Linked DNA regions of Mus musculus: region 1 is linked to region 2. The links are chromatin loops, found by intact Hi-C in ENCODE. Cell type or tissue: heart. All regions are shown on one strand. Links, peaks and the distances in the headings refer to the core of each region. The heading gives the core; the rest is flanking DNA.

The links. A loop is a pair of places that touch in the nucleus more often than their neighbours do. Peaks named below come from ENCODE experiments on the same cell type or tissue, not always from the same donor. Only the 100,000 strongest peaks of a DNase experiment are listed, where the experiment ranks them.
Region 1: a loop joins it to region 2, with 2.3 times the contacts of the local background. A loop is called at or near these places in 6 of 42 quality-filtered maps.

The regions. Positions count from the first base shown.
Region 1 is chr17:32,019,928-32,030,177 of GRCm38, reverse strand. It overlaps Hsf2bp (heat shock transcription factor 2 binding protein), which reads left to right. Exons shown (of 8, transcript NM_028902.1): 3 at 7,309-7,412. Among named protein-coding and RNA genes, the nearest start is that of Hsf2bp, 9.5 kb to the left of the region's middle. In heart, for the core only: no CTCF peak of the experiment used is centred there; DNase peaks (open chromatin) are centred at 4,587 and 5,267; H3K27ac peaks cover 686 bases.
Region 2 is chr17:31,932,860-31,943,109 of GRCm38, reverse strand. No RefSeq gene overlaps it. Among named protein-coding and RNA genes, the nearest start is that of Gm30571, 26 kb to the right of the region's middle. In heart, for the core only: a CTCF peak has its summit at 5,644; a DNase peak (open chromatin) is centred at 5,819; H3K4me3 peaks cover 328 bases; H3K27ac peaks cover 2,000 bases.

The sequences.
Region 1 (10,250 bases), core at 3,527-6,026, 88 kb before region 2:
GACCACACACCTTGGAGCTGTCCCTCCAAGGTGTTTCTCTGTGTAGCCCTGGCTGTCCCTCTGTAGAGCAGGCTGGCCTTGAACTCAGAAATCCGCCTGCCTCTGCCTCCCAAGTGCTGGTATTACCTGGCTTTCTTAAAGGGTTATTTATTTATTTATTTATTTATTTATTATGTAAGTACACTGTAGCTGTTTTCAGACACCCCAGAAGAGGGCATCAGATCTTATTACAGATGGTTGTGAGCCACCATGTGAATGCTGAGATTTGAACTCAGGATCTTTGGAAGAGCAGTCAGTGCTCTTAACCACTGAGCCATCTCACTAGCCCCCAGCCTGGTCACTTTTGTCTGATTCTATCATTCTACTACTGGAATTAAGCCACTTCAATAGCTGCTCCTTATTCGTAGGATAAAATCCTGTAGCAAACTGGTGCTAGGCCAAGACGTAACTAGACCTTACTGTGATGGCAAAGCTTTTCTGACAGGTAAGCCTTGCCCAGAGTAGCTCTGACTACCCAGACATGAGCTCTATATTAGGCATTAGGCATACCTCATTTCTTCCTGTGAGGTCACGGTAAACTTTCAACTTAGGCTTACCCTGACGACCCCCACTTTTCTGGCCAAGGCAAGGTTGAAGAGATGGCCTTCTACAGCACCGTTTATCTAGCTTTTGCTTGTGAATTCTCTTTCTTTTTTTTGTGACAGGATCTCACTTGGTAGCCCCGCTGTCCTGGAATTCTCTATGTAGATCAGGCTGGCCTTTCACTCACAGAGATCTCCCAAGTGCCTAAGCGTATAAGATAGGTATCAGATAGCATACTAAACTTGATTCTGAGCTAGCATGAGACCTGCCTGTGAGAAGCTGGGTAGGTAAGCAGTGTCTTGTCTAAGCATCTTTAAAGAACCAACACTGAGACAAAGGCACACTTTCTATTTTGTAAAATATGATTTTATATGTCTGAGTGTGTAGCTTGAATGCATGCCTGTGTGTGCCTCGTTGTGTGCCATACCTGAGGAAGTTAGAAGAGGGTGTTGAATCCTCTGTTACTGGAGTTACTGTTGTGACTGGGAATTGAACCCCAGGTTCCCCAAAAGAGCTACTCCGTATCGCCCACAAAACACCATTTAAGAAGGAAAAGGAAAGATGTGTGACAGTCACAAATAGAGTAAGGATTGTTGTTTGGATCCATCAGAAGGTTTTCCTGCTTGTGAAGGACTCTCAGATAGCAGAGGCAGGACAGGGAAGGTGGGATGTCCGTGGAGGGTGGGAGGGGTTTGGCTGAGGTCAGAGGCTTTGGAACCTCTAAATGGACGGATACTAAAATACTGATGAAGTGGCGTGTTTTGGGGGATGGCTTGAATCTGAACATCAGATGACTTAGAAGGGTTGGTGAGCCTCAGGGTGAGTCTTAGGCTCCACTGGACTCTGACTGGATGGGTGGGGTCATGAGAAAACAAGATAGGTTCTGGTAATGAAAGGAAGGCACAGCCTTGTAGGTCAGGATCAGGCATGATGGGGATACGGAAGGGCAGGACATCTGTGTCCTACATGCTGACCAGCATTTCGTTGTGTTTTGTAGGAATCTTGGGGGAAGTGTTTTCCAGCTGGGAAGCTCCTTGAGCTCCTGGTGTACTGGAGAGAGCATCCTGGCAGATTCACAGCCTAGCAGCTTCCGTTGTGACTCAGACACTATCACACAGTGAGCTTAGGATAGCCTTGACTTGAGGTTTACCAAGTTGGAAAGTACTCCTGTGAAAACATTATCAGTACTCTTCAGCATGGAGCACTGGAAGAACAGACTGGTAGAGGAGTTCTGCACTGTTGTTGATTGTGTTGAGGTCTCAGTTGAGACTGAGACAGAGTGAAAGCACTGTGGGACTTTCAGTTATCATCTAAGACCATTCAGCTAATAGGACAGAGTCCGTGCCTGAGTTCTTGTATAATTTTCTATTATTACAGTGAGGATGGTAAAGGGTTAGCTGAGTCTTGGTCAGCTTCAGGAGCAGAGCCTTCAGAGGTTAAGGAGCTTGTTTGGCAGTTCTAGCAGGGGGCACAGCTATGTATATGTCCTTGGCTGAGGAATGGTCTTCCTCGATCAGGGAAGGCTGTCCTCTTCAACTGGACATTTAGTTTAGGAAGGGATGTGCGTGGGATGATAAGTAAGGGCATGCCTGTCTACTCAGCCAGGTAGCCCTGTGGAGGGTGGGGTGAAGTGCCAAATCCAGATTGTCCTGACATCCAAGAGTCTTGTGCCTTCAAATGGGACAGGATGGTTGGGATTTTTAGATACTACTAGAACAGCTTGTGAGCTTTGAGGATCTCAGTCCATGAGGGCCCTCTACTGGTTACTTGAAAGAATCTACGAGTACACCACGTGATTGTAATCTTGGGGAATAGGGAGAAAGAAAAGAAAAACAAAGACAGTATAAGGGGAGGCAATGTCACAGATGTCTCTCAACCATAAAAGGCCATCAGAATCTTAAGGGGGTTGGCTGGGGGAATCCTAGACAGCTTTATGAAGGAGTAGACTTAGGGGGGCAGTTAAAAGGCATCCGAGAAGTAGTTTATTCAAGAGAGAGGGGACAGCATTTGGTATAGCATTTGGCCAATGGATTTCAGTTCCGCAATTTGGAAAGTGCAGGTTGTCCAGTGTACAGTCCACTTACTGTGGAAATGAATTGGCTAGACTAAAGCAGTGTTCAACAGGTAAATGTAGTTGGCCTTCTTCTGTGGATCACTGGGTTAGTCTGTGCACCTGAGATACTTAACAGCTCCTCTGGAACAGTGGTCCGGAGCTGGGTCTTTAGTTCTGGAGCCCTTGAGCTACTGCAACGGCTTATTCCTGGGAAACGTGTAGGATGCAGAATCATTGTGGAGGTGTCTGTTTGCTGTGGAAAACCATGTGAGTGGGAACGCCTGACAAAGGGCTGACAGTCTGATGAAACCCTGGCAAGTTGCAGAAGTATCTGTCAAGCATTTCCCTGAAAAGATAGCTTCAAGTATAGTCCCCAGGTCCTCAGAATGTCACAGGGGAACAGTGAGGCCTGTTGGGCTCTAGTCCATTTTGTCAGGAGAGTTTTAACCAGGGTCACAGTGAGGTCTGTGTGAAGATATAGGGAGGCCAGAAAGGGAAGATAGTGAAGAACAGGCCATGTGAAGGTGGAGGTAGGGTCTGCCAAAGTGCTACTTAATCCAGGGAATGTTGGGCAGAAAGAGGCAAGGAACAAGTCTACCTGTCAAGCTCTCACAGTGAGTTTGGCCCTGATAGCACCCGGACTAGGGTTTGAAAGTCCGCAGCCCATGGGACTGCATTCCATGTGCTTGGCAGGGATTGTGCCACCCAAATCTCAGCTCAGAGTGAGATGGAGCTTGTCAGTATTGCACTCCTTTCTCTGAAGCTTCCGGAGTACTGGGGAGGAAAAAGCTAGTGGTTATTTAAAAGTGTTTGTGTTTTCAGACAGCTGTTGTGGTAAAAAGTATTTCACATTAATGAAAAACAACTGATGACGTGTTATAGACGTGCCAGGTAACAGGGGAAGAGAAACCAGATCCCAGTGTGATCTGAACGTTTTTGATCTGTGTTCAAAAACAAAAACAAAAAAAAAAACCAAAAACCAAAAAAAAACCAACAAAAAAAAAAAAACCAGCTACCAATACCACCAAAACAATTCAAACTCAAACCTATCGGGCTATGTGTGGCTCACACCTATAATCCCAGCCCGGAGGAGGCTGGGGCAGCTGGATTCTGGAAAATACAGTGAGACTCTGTGATCTAAACCCCCAAACAAAGCCTGAGCTGTATAAAGTATTGCTGTTGAAATAGTCTGCGACGTACATGGCTTCCCTCTATCCCTAGTCTGTCTAATGTGCCAGCCTCTATGCAGTTGTGTTGCTAGAGATTCTCCTGTTCTGAGTGCAAAAGCAGTGGAAGCAGCTAGGCTGGGTGACAGATAACCTGTTTTCATACAGAGTTTGTGTAAGATGTTTCCGTTCTGTGTATCAGTCATTGCGTTGTCTATATTATTTATGTTTGTAGATTGAAAACATTTGCAAAGGCAATATATTTTTTTATGTATTGTTTTTATGACCATTTTAGAGATGCTATGTAGATCAGGTTGGCCTGGAACTCTTATAGAGATCTGCCTTCTGCCTCCTAAATGCTGGGATTAAAGACATGCACTACCACTCCTGGCCAAAGGCAGTATATTCCCACTGTCCCCAGTCCCCAACCCCCAGACAGGGTTTCTTTGTATAGTCCCGGCTGTCCTGGAACTCGATCTGTAGACCAGGCTAGCCTTGAACTCAAGAGTTCAGCCTGCCTTTGCCTCTTGAGTGCTGGGATTAAAAGGATGCTCCACCACCACCTGACTTAAAAGCAGTACATTCTTAAGGGAGATCTTTTGTTTTAACTAAAGTTGTACTTTTCTGTCCAAGTAGAAGATGAAGAATGTATAAAGAAGTGATACTCATTCTACAACATTCCAAACATTTTTCTAAGCCCTTGGGGTGCAGCATAAAACAACATGATAGTCTCATGTCCTGGTGGCGGTGGTAGGTTGCAAGCAATGGTTCCATCAGGCCACTAGGCGGTGGTCTGACACAGCTGATACAACTGCTGTAGGGATGGAAATAGTCTCTTGAGCAGTATGGCCTGAACTTTTCTGGGGTTCCATATTGTGACAATGGCCTTGTTGAGCCTGTTGCTTTGGTGTGAAAACCTGTGCATGTCCACATAAAGCTACACAGAGAGGAATTTACTATAACAAAAGTGTTGGATGGTTAAAATTGGTTTCTGTATATTTTTACATGCAAGATTTGCAGAGATTTAATTGCTCCCCTCCTTTCGGCTGTGTTCGAGTAGCAAAGTTTAATAATAGAAGCAGACTTTAAGAGCTAGTTGCAAAGATAAAATATCGAAACTGCTGATACTTTTACTACTTAGTTTCTGTCTGGTTATGTGGAATGTATTCACATATGCTTATAATGTATATGTGTAGATAACATTCAACACGATTACATGTCTTCAACAGTGTTATTTTAAGACATGAAGGTCCATTGCTCACTGGTTTCGTGGGTGGTCAGGATTAGTGGGACGAAGGAGAGTTCACATGGTATGACATACCTGAAAAGTCGGGGAAGAAAGCTCTGACGTAGGGGAGAATAAATAGTCCAGCGGGGCTTGCATGTTTCTAGGAAATGTGAAAGGGACCTTGCCAGCCGGTTTCATAATCTCCACCTTGTTGTTGACCTTTGGGTTCTAATCTTCCTTCTTGGACAGGGTCTCAAGGAAATGTAGGCACTTTCTTTGTTCTTTCTCCAGAATGCTTGGGATGCCACATGGCTCTAGGCAGTCCCTGGGGGTTTTGTGTAAGTGTTCCTTTGCCTTTTCAGATCTCTGGAGCACAAAGCGTGCCCCTTCCCTTGCCTGCACATGATTGATCACCAGCCTGTAAACCTTTCCTCCTTGAGGTGGAGGGGTGTGTGGTCTTGCATATGTTCTTTAAGCATTTGTTCCTTTACTCGGGTTTCATTACCCTCTGTTTATACTCCTGTTGCTGTAGCTGAGCTCTCTTGTCCACTGTGTGTTCCTTTCTTGCTGCTAGTGATGAGAGCTGAGGCTGTTGATTTGAAGTAGTTGGTTTTGAAGTATGATTAATTAAAGCCTCTGCTAGGAACCTTGTTAGAAATTTAATTTCTTTGGGCTGGAGAGATGGCTCAGTGGTTAAGAGTATTTGCTGCTCTTGCAGAGAGGGCTAGGATTTGGGTCCCAGCACTGGTAACCCACAACTGTATATAACTCCAGTCCCAGGGGATCTGACACCCTCTCCTGGCTTCCATTGGCACCAGGTGTGAACATGGTACAGATACATATATGCAGGCAAAACATTTATACAGTTAAAAAAAAAAGGATTTTTTTTTCTTTTATGTGTGTGTGAGTGCTTGCTTGTATGTTTGTTCACGGTATTCACACTTGGTACTGAGGAGCCAGGATTGGGAGTCAGAGTTGCAGGCAGTTGTAAGCTGCCATGTGGGTTCTGGGAACAAAACTCTATAAGATCAGCCAGTGTTCTTAACCACTGAGCCATCTTTCTAGCTAATCTTTAGAAATCTTAAAAAAAGAAATGTACCTTCTCTTTACCCCTCCCTGAGGAGCAGTTGGCAGCTACTGGTTGTTGGAGGAAGGGGAGTGGTTCTTCTCACTGCTGTAGTCATTGGTAAGTCACCTGTGCTTCTTGTTCACACAACAGATGCTAAACTGAGAAGGTCATACCCAACCCTAACAGCATCCACAAGCCATGAGAGTAAGAGGAGGCTTCTTGACAGTCAGGTGGTCAGCAGCAGTGGGAGATGCATGAGAGTGGAGGATGGGGGGAGGGGGCAAATGTAGTAGATATGTCCATGAAAGTGGTAATAGGAAAGAGTTACCTTACAGAGAAGAGATGTAAGTTCTGAGGCCCACCTAATAAACTCCATGTGCCAGGTCCAAGTCCCCTGGGATCCTAAGCATATTAGGCTTTAGCCAGCTGCTCTCTCTTAGTATTTATTCTCAAATCTTGCATATATATTGGCAAAAAAAGAGTTTGATTTCTTAGCCTTGAGATCAGACTATTAAAATTTTGAATTAAATACCCCATTTTTTGAACAGTGGTATTTCTGCAGTATGACAGTATTTAAAGTTGATAATATGCTTCTCGTTGGTTTATTGATGTGGGTGTCTTTTGAGTTTTTTGTTGGCCATTTGACTCATAAGCTAAATGCTGGTGGAGAGGAAGTGTTACGTCGTCACTACCCCCTCACTGTAGCATGTTCTTGTCTTGATCTCTGTTGCTTCCCGCCTCCGTTTACTACTGCAGTTGTTCTATTGAGTCAGTCTGCCAGTTGGTGGGACTTGCTCTGTGAGTCAGCTCCTGCTGGCACCAGCCACTCATGAGATGCCTTCTGCTTTTTATGGCACAGACACACGTTTGTGCCATGAGAGAGTCAAGCGTCCCAGCTCTGCCTTCAGTACTTTAAATAACTCATTTTCTTGAAGTCTTGAGTACCCGTCTGGCAGAAAATGAGATCTTAAAATCACAAAGTAAGAGAACAGGAGAATTTCTCTCAGGACTGGAGGCAGTTCAGTACCACATTGTGCTTAGTGTGCATGGCATGGGGTTCACTCTCCAGCATCTATTCCCACCCCACCCGTCTAACAACAACAAAAAGATTACTCGTATGGCTTGGAAACTGGAAGAGAGCTTAGGCACAGGACTATAAGAATGTTGTATGTGGTTCCACATGTCTTAAGTAATTTTCTGTCTCTTCTAGACCTGGAAAGAAAAGAACAAGAATTAGAGCAACTGATAATGGACCGTGAACACTTCAAAGCCCGGCTAGAAACTGCACAGGCAGACAGTGGGAGGGAGAAGAAGGTAGGCTCTTGGGCAAGGTGCCTGCAGGGGCTGGGTCCCGATACTGTCGGTTTGCTGCCTTTTGCTTCTGAGCAGCAACTGATCTCTTATTTTCTCTGTTAACCCTCAGGAGATTGTAGTTTCAAAGATGTGCATTTTGAGTAAGTTTGTAGGTAGGCGAACTGTTCATAGAGTTTATAACCGTTTAATAGGTAGATCATTTACTTCCTTTTAGCATATTGTTTTTGCACATTTAGAGTCCTTGGGCATGAGAGAGTGTCTGGTGTGAATGTTTGTGTATATTATGCAGGCTTGTGTATGCTTCACTTTGTTCGGAAGTTGGTTCTTTTTTTCTCCATGTGGGTTCTGGGTTGTGGCCACAGGTTGTGTACCTTTACCCAGTGAGCATCTCACCAGCCTCCTTTTAATTTTTATATTTAAAAGGCTGCTTCAACTGAACATGATGGCGCACGCCTTTAATCTCAGCACTCAGGAGGCAGAGGCAGGTAAATCAGCAGGTATTACTGTTGTACAAGAGTTCTGAACTATCCAGTCCAGGGCCATACTGCCTACGTGCTAAGGAATTCTGAATGTTTGTGACTGTAGTAGAGGTTTAGAAACTGGTAGAGTTGGCTTGGATTTTAATACTGAGCAAACAGAACATGGTTTATTATTAAGCCTGGATTAGGTTTTGTGTGAACTAACACAGTTGAAGTTTTAGTTTTGCTATATTCCATTAAGATCAGCTCATAAATTGCAAGCAGTCTGGTTAGTTTCAGATAAACTTTTTTTTTTTAAAGATTTATTTATTTTATATATGAGAATACACTGTCCCTCTCTCAGTCACACCAGAGGAGGTCATCAGATCCCATCGTAGAGGGCTGTGAGGCACCATGTGGTTGCTGGGATTTGAACTCAGGACCTCTGGAAGAACTGTCAGTGCCCTTAACTGCTGAGCCATCTCCAGTCCCAGAGTAAGCATTTTTGGCCTATATTTTGACCAGTAGACAAGAAGGAGTTGGTAGACATTTAAAATAGAGCCTACTTTAATCCCAGCACTTGGAAGGCAAGAGTAGGCAAACCTTTGAGTTGGAGGCCAGCCTAATCCATATAGTGAGTTCCAGGACAACCACAAACAGTGAGCCAGGTGACAATGAGTTCTGTGAAATTGTGGGTCAAAATGAATTGCTCCTTTTGGTTTTTTTTCCTAGGTATTTGTCACAGCAATAGAAACACTCTGCTTCACACAGAGTTAAAGTTAGTGCTGAGAGCAGGGCTGTGCCTGTGACTAAACCTGGCCATGTGGTGTGCAAGCCTTTGGAGCTGGTTTGTAGGAGGAATCTGGAAAACTGGACATCCAAGCTAGAAAGTCTTCAAGCACTATGAGTAGAGCTTGGTGAGGGTAGTGGTGGGGGCTGGGAAGCTTAGATGTGCACAGCAGAGACTGTCATGAGGTTTGGGTGGGACCAAGGGTTCCACTTGGAATTGGACTGTCTCATTCACTTCCATTATGACAGAGAACTTGCCCTATCTGTGTCTGTGCTCTAAGACTTTGTGGGAGGGTGAGTTCAAAAGTAACTGAGTAATCTGAAAGAAGAATTTTACTTTTAATTAAAATACTGCATAATTTCTCTCCCTTCTTTTCTTTCTTATGCTTCTCATGTCTCCAACCCCTGCTCCCTCTCAAATTCATGACCTATTTTTCTTTAATTATCATTGTTCTACAAACACACACACACACATACATATATATGTATATAAATGAACAAATATATGAATGCAACTTGCTGAGTCTGTGTATTGTTGCTTGTATGTATCTGATTCTAGGACTGATCAATTGGCATAGATAGTCAGTTAGGGGGTCTCTTTCCTGGGGGAAACTAGTTCTCCCTCTCTCAGCAGTTGTAGGTTGCCTGTAGTTCTTCATTTAGGAGTAGGCCCTGTGAGCTTTCCTCATTCACATTAGTATGTCAGCTGATGTTGGAGTTGTTCAGGTCTCTCTAAGGCAACCATCTTGTAGACACTACAGTGGTATAGCTTTCCTGTCATATTTAGAAGAAACAGTTTCACTGTAAACTTTACTGTTCTGCAGTTCCTACAATCTTACCAGTCCCTTGGAAAAGGAAAATTTAAGGTAGTTTAGCATTCGGGCTCTCACAGGGGTTAACTGCCCACTTTTAGCCTGATTTACAATGAGCACTGAGAGTGAAAAACAGGGTAGAAAAAAATTAAAAAGTGGCTTGAAAAAAATTACACTTAAAATTGGGACCAATAAATGGATAATCATTAGAGATTACAACCATCGATTGTACCTGGACAATAGAAAAGGTGCCTTTAGGGCAGAATGAGAGCAGACTCATTCTGCAAACGAGAGTACAACCTGGTGTTAATCCCAGCACCCAGGAGGCAGAGGCAGGAGGATTTCTGTGAGTTTGAAGCCAGCTTGGTCTACATAGCGTGCTCTCGAGATCAAACCTTGGTCCTTGTGCATGTTAGGCAAGAACTGATCTACTCAGCTGTAATATAGTCATGCCCTACTTGGATTCTTCCAACCTTACTCAGTTACCCAGATACTCACAGTCCAGCACAGGTTAAAATACTGTGAGCAGAACTTATGGATGATCCTGGTGGAGGAAGTCAGAAGACCAGAATGACTATAGACACACAGAAGTAAAGACTATGCTTAGGAGTGTTGAGATGAGATCTGGACTAGAGCAGTCAATGAATTTGTCTTCTCTGAGGCCTAACTACAGCTTAAGCTAGTGGTAGACCTTGCTGTCCTCCATCTGATGTTGTGTATGCAAGTCAGCTCATAGAGGCTTCTACTCAGATTTCAAGGAATGTTGGAGAGTCTGGATG
Region 2 (10,250 bases), core at 4,213-6,712:
ACCTGACTTTTACAGGGATCCTAAGGATCCAGGTTCTGGTCCTCACACTCTCATGGCAAAGTTTTATCCACTGAGCCAAACTGCTGACCACAGAAGCTGCACACAGTCTCTTCTCACCAACAGCAGTGCAAGAGTCTTCATCTACACACTCTTTGCTGTTTCTTTCTTACCAATTGACCATTCATGGTAGTAGCCGTGATGCAGGTCTCACTGTGGTCTTTTCTTCCCCAGCGCTGCATGCTGCCTATAGTGACCATTGCTGTGGCTGCCTTGGCAGCAGGTCTGTTGAGGCCCTTGAGATATTTTTGAATTGAACTATTGTTTTCTGTGGCAGAGCTGCAGGGTTTCCACATGTTCAGGATCCCTGATCAGACTGAGGGCTTGCCGGTGCTTGCCGCCATTTCGTAGGACATCTTCACTGCAGTGTCCTCTAACATGGAGGAGCTGTCCCTTTCCATCATGGCCAGCTTCTGTTTCTATCTACATCTTACTCTCAGCGTCTTTGAGATCACCAAATCTGCAGTCATGAGGGAAGCCCTCCCTTGCTTTCATGTGACTTTTATGGTCTTATCTCTTTGCTTTAGAGCTTTCATCCACTCTGAGGGTTTTGTTTTTGTTTTGAGATGAGAGTATCACTATATTGCCCAGTGTAACTTGGAGCTCCTGGACCTAAGCAGTCCTCCAATCTCAACATCTTGAGTAACCGAGGAAGCTGCCACCATGCCCAGCTCGTGCATATGGTATAAGGTAGAGGGCTGGGTGTGTGGATATCCAGTTTTCCAAATAGCGTGTTCAACTTTGTCGTTGTCATTTCAACACATCATAACAAATGTGATTTTCAGAGCTCAGAAAGTGGTGGTGTATATTTTGCCTTCTGGGTTTTAAACACTTTAGCTCCATGAGTAGCCCTTTTTATAAGGATTATAGACTGTGCCCAGAGGGGCTCCCTGACTTGCCTCTTGCTCCTCTCAGAGGTGAGCCTAATGTTCCCGGCACAGTGACTGACAGTTGGCAAAGTGACGCCTGCCCACATAGTCAGCATGGCTTTTCATTGAAGGCATTTTTATAGCTCCAGCTTCATGCAGAATACTTCTGTGACTGTCCACGAAGAAGATTCCAGGCAGCAAGAGGAGGCAGGAGGCCAGAGAGTACTCGTGGAGGGCCTGCAGAGGGAGGGTGAGCTACAGTGCAGCTGACCCTGTGGTGGATGCTGTAAAAGAGCTGGCTGTGGGAAGGCGGGGTGGGGAGACCTTGGATTTACACTTGAATATAAGAAGATTAAGGATTTAAGCATTAAATGGGCTCTCTCTCTCTCTCTCTCTCTCTCTCTCTCTCTTTTTCCTCTCTCTCTCTGATAGTGATGCCCTTTCCTACTTGCTGTGAGCTGATGTCCACAAATCCCTCCCAGGATAAAGGCCTCTTCTTCCTTGGTACCCAGGGAGCCAGGGCGCTGATGAATGAAGCTGGACTAGGCAGTGAGGGCAGCCCCAAGAGGGTGCAGGGAGGGTGGGAAGGCTTAAGCCAGCCTGGGCCTGGTGCCTTTTCTTTCCAAGGTGAATCACAGTCACGTGATAGCATTCTCCAAGGAGCAGGTATCACAGGTAAAGGCCACATGCTTCTGAGCAGCCAAGGCCGTGAGTTGTGATACACTAGACATTTCTCTCTTCTCCCTCACATATTCCCCTTGCATTTGATGGGCCTGTGAGGCCAGGAGACGGGTTTAAAGCCCTGTGTATTCTTGAGACCAGCCCTGTGTTACCAGTGTGACTGTGTTTTGGCTGTAGACCAAGTGTACGTGCTCAGACACTCTGTCAGTTCTGTAGAAGTGGTGGCAAGTTATCATTGTCCTGCAGGACTGACCTAAAGTCCCTACCTCACAAGATTCCAGCCAGCTGCCACTTATATTACCAGCAACTCACTGACCACCAGGGCCCTGAACCCAGGCTGGCCTCAAGTGGAGCACCATCCCTCCTGCTGTCTCGGTTCCTGGCTTCCTTGCCTCCTAAAGCCTCCCTTTTTATCTAGTGTTCTGGAAAGAATCCCATTTCTGGGGGTTGCCAGGAAAAAGCTTTATTCAGGTTATACTAGAATCTCAATGGAAACAAATAAACCCTGGGCCTAGGCCTAGGGTTCAGGCTTTGGGGTAAGAGTGGTGTCCGAGGTTCATGCACCTGCCAGCTGGCTAGCTCCAGGGCCCTGTCTATCCTGTTGACGTCATTAGCACAGGAGACTCCCAGCAAGGAACAAAGCTGCCTGTACTCTTGGGCTCTTGATCCTATCATCTTGTCTCAGGAAACCCTTGACTAAGGTCCAGGCAGGTGAAAAGCCTTCCTGTTTGTCACATACAACTCGGGGCCAAGCAGTCCCCTTTGGCATTAATTCCTGCCCTAGAGGGCATACTGCATCCAGTGTCGCTTGCATAAGCCATGCTGCAGTTTCTCTTTCCCAAAATGTGTTATGGGTACCTTCCTTAGCACATAGTTCATTATTTCCCAGTCCTCCAGAACATTCTGGCCTGGGCCATGCCCTCCTCAGCCTGTGGAGATGTAGCTTTCACTTCAGAAGAGGCAAGAGCTTTGGTGCTGGGAGAGCGCCGTGTCCTTCCCAGGGACTGCTGTGCAGACTTGGGAGACGCTGTCTCCTCTCTGAGTGTTTGTGGCTGGGACTGAACTCTGACCTTATCGAGAACAGGCAATGCTGGGCCATAGGTGCCCAGTTCCTGCCACATGAAGTGGCCTCACCACCAAGGAAGACAAGAAAGGCAGGCGGGCAGCATTTATGCTTTGGGGTGACCAGGGTTAAGGAATGTGGGCACCAAGAACAACCAGCAAGTGTTGAGCTTACCTCTCAGTTCCTTATAAATGTGCACGTGCTATGCTTTAGGATATCACTGAGCCTAGCCGCCATACCACCCTTCAAATAGCATGCCTTGTGGAAAAGCAGAACATTTCCTGAGACCCCAGACCTCTCCGTCCATAGCCACTGGCTCCTGCACCACAGCTGGCCAAGTGCCCCCCAAAAGAAATATCCCAAGACATCCTCCAAGAGGCATCCCCAGGATATGGCATGCTCTCTCATGGTCTCACAGAGGTCTGCTCTCATTACCTGAGTTGTGAGTGACAACATGGGAGGCACGGCCTTCTCAGGGTGTGAGGGTACGCAGTCCTCAGCAGCCTCACGCCATGCCGGTGGTGTCTGGAGGCTTTATCTGGAGTAGATTTGTGAAAATGGGTTGTAGGTATATGTCATCTCATACAATAGGAGAGCCCCACCCCAACCCCGGCCAACACCAGTTGGCCAGTGCCTCCAGTTCCCTCAGGCCTCTCACGTTCTAAGCGGGACAGGTTTTTGTACTAAGAAAATCGGGTAGCTCTCAGAACATCAGAACTGAGAAGGCAGTGTAGTGTGCACACCAGCTATCCCTCGTCACCTTGGAAAGCCGTGGTTTTGCCCATCAGTTTCCCCCGACTCGCACTGTTTAGGTATCTGCTGAAAATCTACCGGTATGTTGTTGGCATAGCAAACACAAAGGTGGGAGCAGGCCTCCAGCCAAGGACAACACAGTGAAGGAATGTGGTCCGCCTCGCTGCCCAGCCATGGATCAGGTCACTGCCCCAGATCTGGCCTGTGGACATATCTGAGAGTTCACTTGGCTCCCCGAGGTATTGCAGCATCTCCTGGGGTATTTCCAAGGGTACCTCTGTCATCTACCCTCAGTCCCCAGAGAGTACAACTGGGAGAGTTCTGCAGACTCTGGCTAAGCAGTTCAGAGACTGTACTCCAGAACTCCCCTCCCTGGAACTGCAAGCATCTGTCTCTTAGGCAGTTACAGACACTCCTGGGTCTGCTCACTTTCTCCAGCCACTCCTGTGCCCAGGTGGGCTTGAAGCTCTCTGGAGCCTCTCCTAGTTATCTCCAATGGGACAGAGTAGAGGGAGGACACCCCCAACCCCTAGTCAGCAGCTTCCAAAAGGATGTCCATATTTGGTGCAGGCCCCGGAAGTTCCCTGAAGACAGAGCCTCTGCTGTCCATGGACATGGATGGCTGGAGACCTGACCTTTGAGACCGGCCTCCCTTTCTCTCTGGTTCTCTGGCCCACTCCCTCCCTGGGGTTTCCTAAGTTCAGCAGAGCTGCCTGTGCAGGAGTCTTGCTTGCCTCTGGCTTTTCTCTGGGAGAAGCCAGGTCATCTGAGAGAAAGTTGAGTTACATTCCTGCCTGATGCAGGTCAGGGTGTGTGTTCCTGGCCATCCAGCCCTCGCTATGTAATTTCTACCCGAGGCAGGATAGATCGTCCGTGAGTCAGTGAGTGAGAGTAAGGGGAATGCACGCAGTGCAGTGAACAGGTGTGTCAGTGAGCCAGCGCTCCAGCGGGCTAGACTGAAAACAGAGTGATTTAGAAAGTCGTGGCTCAGGCCCAGCGTGGTCACAGTGCTTCCCAAGAGCCTGGCATGTAGGCAGGCCAAGCTGGCTGGAGCACTGGGCTGGTCTCAGGCAAGCCTCCCCATGTGGATGGCAAATCCAAGGAGTGATTGTAATTGGGGAGGAAGCTGAAGGTTCGAGACCAAGTTCTAGAAAGACTGGGCTGGGGTTTGCATCACACCCACACGGTCCTTGTCATCATCAGATGATGCATTAAGGGTTCACCACGTACAGAGATGGGGGTCACAGGGAAAGGGCCTACAAGCTAGGTCATGCTGTGTGATGTCTTGATTTGTATTCTGAGAAATAAATAGATTTATTATTATCAGAGAATATTATTATCTATTATTATCAGAGAATATTATTATCTGATAATATTATTATCAGAGAATGGGGTGGGTGGGGAAAGAACATCCTGGGAAGAAATGGGGTGTGTTCCCTCATGGTGTCACAGGGCCAGTCTAGTGGTTTCTGTTTCTTCTAACCAGATTGACTTGGCCATCCAGGGTCTGAGTACCGAGCCTACCAGGTGTTGCTGAACGGAAGGCATGCGGGTAGAGGCCAGAAGACAGCCCTGGGTGGGAGTCCTCTCTTTCCAGTTTGTTTGAGACTGGTTCTCTTACATTTCTGCTCCTGTACTATGTACACCAGGCTCCCTAGCCTGCAGGCATCTGGGGATTGTCCCATTTCTGCCTCCCATCCCTCCATGAAAGTATTGGGAGTTATTAGATGCAGCCTACTATGCCCAACTTTTTGTTGGTCGAGGGACTCCAGCTCAGGCCCTCACACTTGGTGGCAAATGCTTTACCCACAGAGCCGTCTCCCCAGCCTCTCTCTCCCTTCTATAGTGTCAGATAGATTTTGTGTTCTGGGAAGACAGACAGCTTGTGGAGATTGAATTTTTCGGACTCCATCATCCATGGAACCCACCCTTCCATCCGATGTAGAGGATTTATCCTGTGAAAGGACACGTGTGCATTGACATGTGTAGATTGGAATTCACAGGGAGACTCTTTCACTGGAAAGAGTGCTTCCCCGGGAACCTGCTCTTCATACACACTGAGGCATGATCTGAAGTGAGGGCTCTATAGGCACACGCTTGTGGCAAAGGGACCCCAAGTCACTCATCCTGTGGCCCTGTGACTTCCTGTGGCCAGTGGAAGTGGCTCAGAGACAAAATACCCACTCCACTTCCTGATCTGTATCACTGTGGCTTCCACCATTTGGTGGCAGTGTTGGGAGCCCTGAACCCCAGGTGGCCTTTCCAGTTTAGCCTGCTCCTTGGTATGTCGTCCCTCTGGAAGACCTCTTAAGCACACTGTCTGCCCTTTCCTGTCCTCTGCTCACTGGCTTTAGATCCCTCTCCGGCCAGCCAGATATCAGTGTTGTCTAGCAATGCTAGGTCCTGGAGTAGCATAGTCCTGTCTCTCTGGGCTGCTCCAAGCAGCTGGACTGCAGCTGGGGGCTGCTGCTGCTGCTGGAACCCAGACTGTGACCCAGCACATGCGCTTTGTCACTCTCACTTCTTTCCTTCCACACAGCAGCATCTCTCCACCTCCCTAGCAGCCCTCCACTGGGCCTTGATGTAAGCAGGCACTCTGGATGAAGGTCTCTTCCCCGAGCCCTGGCGCCTGTCTTTCCTGTTTCCTCCCTATCCCCGTCTCTCCAAGTGTTCTTCCTCTCACACTAACCTGCCATCTCCCTGTGCTTTGTGGACTGTCTTCCATCTTTGGGTATCCCAGTATAGACACTGTCTCCTCAGGCTCACATCTAAGTAAAAAGCCCCCTCAAGCGGAGTCTTTTTCTAGCACCCTGGGACGCTAAGTGGGGCTGGCTCATACCCTAGGCACTGGCCTCTGGCTAAGATTTCAGTCCATAATGGATAGGGCAGTTGGGGTCTGGGGAGCAAGGCAGAGGCAGAAACCTGGTGTAAGGGGCTGCCTCCTTCCTCAGAGAAGCCTGGGGGTGCTCAGGGCCCCTGTCACTTGAAGCTTGGCGATTGAACTAACTACTTGCCAGGTGCCTTCCAGAGGTACACCTCCCAGGTATCACATGGTTAGTTGCTCTCTTTTTGTTTTGTTTGTGATACCAAGGATCCAGTGAAGGGCCTTATGAGTGCTGGGCAAGTGCTCTACCATTGCAATGTATCTTCAGGCCATTTTATCCTTTGTGTTAAGACAGTGTCTTGCTGTGTTTGCTAGACTGACTTTGAACTAGCTGTATAGGTTAGTTAGACCTTGAACTCCTGCTTCAGCTTCCCAAGTCTGGTTCTGCTCCTTGTGGGACCAGTGCACTGTGCAGGATGGAGGGGTGGAGAAACCTTGAACTCAGAGCATTTTTTTAAATGGGGTAAGAAGGCACAGAGGGAGACCATGGCGAGGCCTCCCTTCTTCCTCCCTTACTTCCATGCTGTGCCCAAGCCATGATGTTTTCCTAGGATGGGCAAGCCATTTAAACAGTAAGTGCTTTGATGCCAGGCTGTTGAGCACTCAGCCTCTTGGGCGTCTGAAAGATTTACCACAGCAGTCAGCAGGATGGAAAGGAACTGTGTCCTCCGTCCTGCTCCTAGCCTGCACAGGCTCCCTCCCTGGCACTGGGATGCTTTTGGAGGTTCTGAGCTGTTGGCTGGGTGCCAGATGTGGCTAGGTACAGAAGGCAGTGCCCAGGTAACAGCTGTATTCTGAAAGTCCCTTCTGATTCCCAGGACCCCCAAGACCAGGGCTTCTCAACTGGAGGTTCTAGGTACAGCCCAAAGCCCTGCCCAGGAACTCCATCAAAAGAATGGCATTTACTCTTCATTAAAGAAACTGCATGGCTCGGCTGGTGTCAGGAGGTAGGGCAGGCAGCAAGCCCTGGTACTAGGGGCAATGCAGGGGTGTGAGAGGATGGCAGGGAGTACCCAACTTTGCAGTAAGGAGACCGGAGCCCCAGAGATGTAGGGAGACCATAGAATGTCTGCTAGAGGAGAGATCGAGTAGTATATTACAGCTCTATACAATGCCCTCAGGGTGTAGCTGACATGGGGCAAGGCTGCCTGATCTGACCAGATGTGCTGGGGCAAGGCCCTGACCACAGCAGCACACAGTTCACTGACTGTTCCCAGATGTGTGCTCTGTGTAGACAGGCCCTACTGTCCTTTACCCCAGCACAGCGTGATGAAGGGTTACAACTGGATGAGGCCACAGATGAGGCCAGGCTGCTGTATGTGATTCATGCTGCAGCTCTGGGGTTGTCTGTGTGCCCCTCAGGTGGTCTGGGCTCCTGTAGGGAGCCTGGACCTGTGCTCTTGGCTGCTGTTTTGTTGTGGCTCCCTGTGGATAGCACTTGCTCTTCCTGCCATGCTGCAGCATGGAGTTGCTCTAGAAGGTGAGTGGGAGCCTGGCCAGGCCACAGCTGCCACAGTGTCTGTCGGTTACCCAGGGTGCTGATGCAGCTGCTGCCCAGGGCTTCCATGGCGTCTGTCCTGAGTGTCTGTGGGCCTGCTGGTCACATCCCTAAGGATAGGCTGGCGCTTTACCTCTAGGCAGCTCTAACCTCCCAGAGCTCTCTCAGGCCTCTCCTTAGGGCCATATATCTTGCTGACTGAGCCAGCCAGCCCTGACCCAGCATTTTCTGCCCTTCCTGCTATACTGTGTCCTCTGAGTATTCCCAGCTAATGTGGCCTAGCTCAGATATGGTTCATTTGAGGAGAGCACCTTAGGACCCCTCTATTTTTTAAAGAGGTCAGGGTCCTGGATTCTAGGTGTCATGGGGCAAGAGGGTCCCTCAGAGTTCCACTTGAAGCCTCTCATGATAAAAATATTCCGTAAGTACATTCTGCTAGTAAAGGGGTTGAGGGTGGCCTGTGTGTTACCCACCTACAGGGCCTCTCAGGACTTATAAGAGCTGCAGGGAAAGGGTCACTAGAACCCAGAGCTTGTTGATGAAGACAGCAGGTTTAGCAAAAATCATTACAAGAAGCTGGGGCATCACGGAGGATGACTACGAGCCAGCCTGCACTTCATAGTGGTTTCCAGACCAGTCTAAACTATAGAATGAGGTCCCATCTCAGGAAGTTGCCACCTCCATCACCTAAGTTTTGGGGATCATTGTGGAAGAGAAGGCAGGAAGAGCACACCAGTTGGTTATCCCATACCAAATGGTCAGCCCTGAAAGCATGCATATGAGTAAAATTATTCAGACTGAACAGGTCGCTCTTATGTATTTAGGAACCCACACAGTATACAGGAGGGCATAGAAGGAGGAAAGGGAAGTGGAAAATGATGTAATTATGTTATAGTTTCAAAAAGAAAGAGAAATAAATTTTAAACATTCACACAGAGGGATGGAGAGGCTCAGTTGGAAAGCACCTGCTACTTTTCCAGAATTTGGTTTTCAGCATTCATGTGGGAAGTTCCACTTGTCACCTTAGCTCCAAAGGATCCCACATCCCTTTCTGGCCTCCAGAAGCACCTGTGCTGACATGTGCACATACCAGAATGAAGAGTGAGTTCTGGCTGGAACCTGTCCGCTGGGCCTCTGACCTTGACATCAAGCCCCACCTCTGTGTGTTGGAGGCCCATTGTTCTCTGTCCTCAAAGCAGCCCACATGCTGCTGTGACTGCCACATAGAGATGAGAGCTGTTGCTGGGCCTGCATGACCTGGGCTGCTGCTGGTGGTAGCAAGACCACTAGCTTGCTTGGGGGTAGGGGAGGTGCCTTATCCCTCCTCCCCCTCCCCTGTACCAAGACTGTGAGTCTGTCTTCTTGGATTCTCTGCAGCCTAGGATGTGCAAGGTCATCTCAGCTATGGTGGGTGTTACCCTTGCTTATGTTGGGTTTTGATTTTGGTAAAATGTATACAAAACATACAATCAGTCATTTCTAAGGACACAACTTAAGATGTCGAGCACGTTCACGCCATGGAGCAGCTGTCAACCCATATGTCTCTAGATGCTTTCTGCAATATAAAATTAAAACTCTGGCTCGGTTGAGCAGTAGCTGCCCTCTCTTCATGTTTGCTGTGAAAGCAGGTGAAATCTGGGTGTGGCTTACCTGCTAACTAGGAAGGCCAAAGATGGAAGCAAACAGCAGTCTGTCATAGTTAGCGTTTCTATGGCTGTGATAAAACACCACAACCAAAAAGAGGGATGGGTTTATGTTTAAATGCTTAGGTCACACTCCATCACTGAAGAAAGTCAAGCAGGAACTGAAGCAGAGAACTTGGAGGGGTGCTGCTTACTGGCTTGCTCCTCATGGCTTGCTTAGCCTGCTTTCTTTTTTGTTTGTTTTTGTTTTTTTGGGTTTTTTTTCGAGACAGGGTTTCTCTGTGTAGCTCTGGCTGTCCTGGAACTCACTCTGTAGACCAGGCTGTCCTCAAACTCAGAAATTCACCTGCCTCTGCCTTCCAAGTGCTGGGATTAAAGGCGTGTGCCACCACTGCCCAGCCCTCAGCCTGCTTTCTTATAGAAAGAACCCAGGACCACCAGCCCAGGGATGGCCCTGCCCACAATGGGCTGGACCCTTCCCCATCAATCATTACTCAAGACTCTACCCCACAAAATTGCCTACAGGCTGATCTTCTTATGAAGACATTTTCTTTTTTTCCCCCGGATGTGCTAAGTTTGTATCATGTTGACAAAATCTAACCAGCACAGTGCTAAAGCCGGAAGCTGGGCACACAAGAACCTTTGCTATTACAAGGAAATTGAGCAGGTGACCTAGGCCAACCCATAGAGATAGCTTTGGCTTCCTAGAATGCTTCTGGTACTTTCTCCTAGGACTCAGATGGGCACCACAGGAGCCTTTATAATTCTCCACAGAAACATAAAACTGAGCTTATAGCTAGGA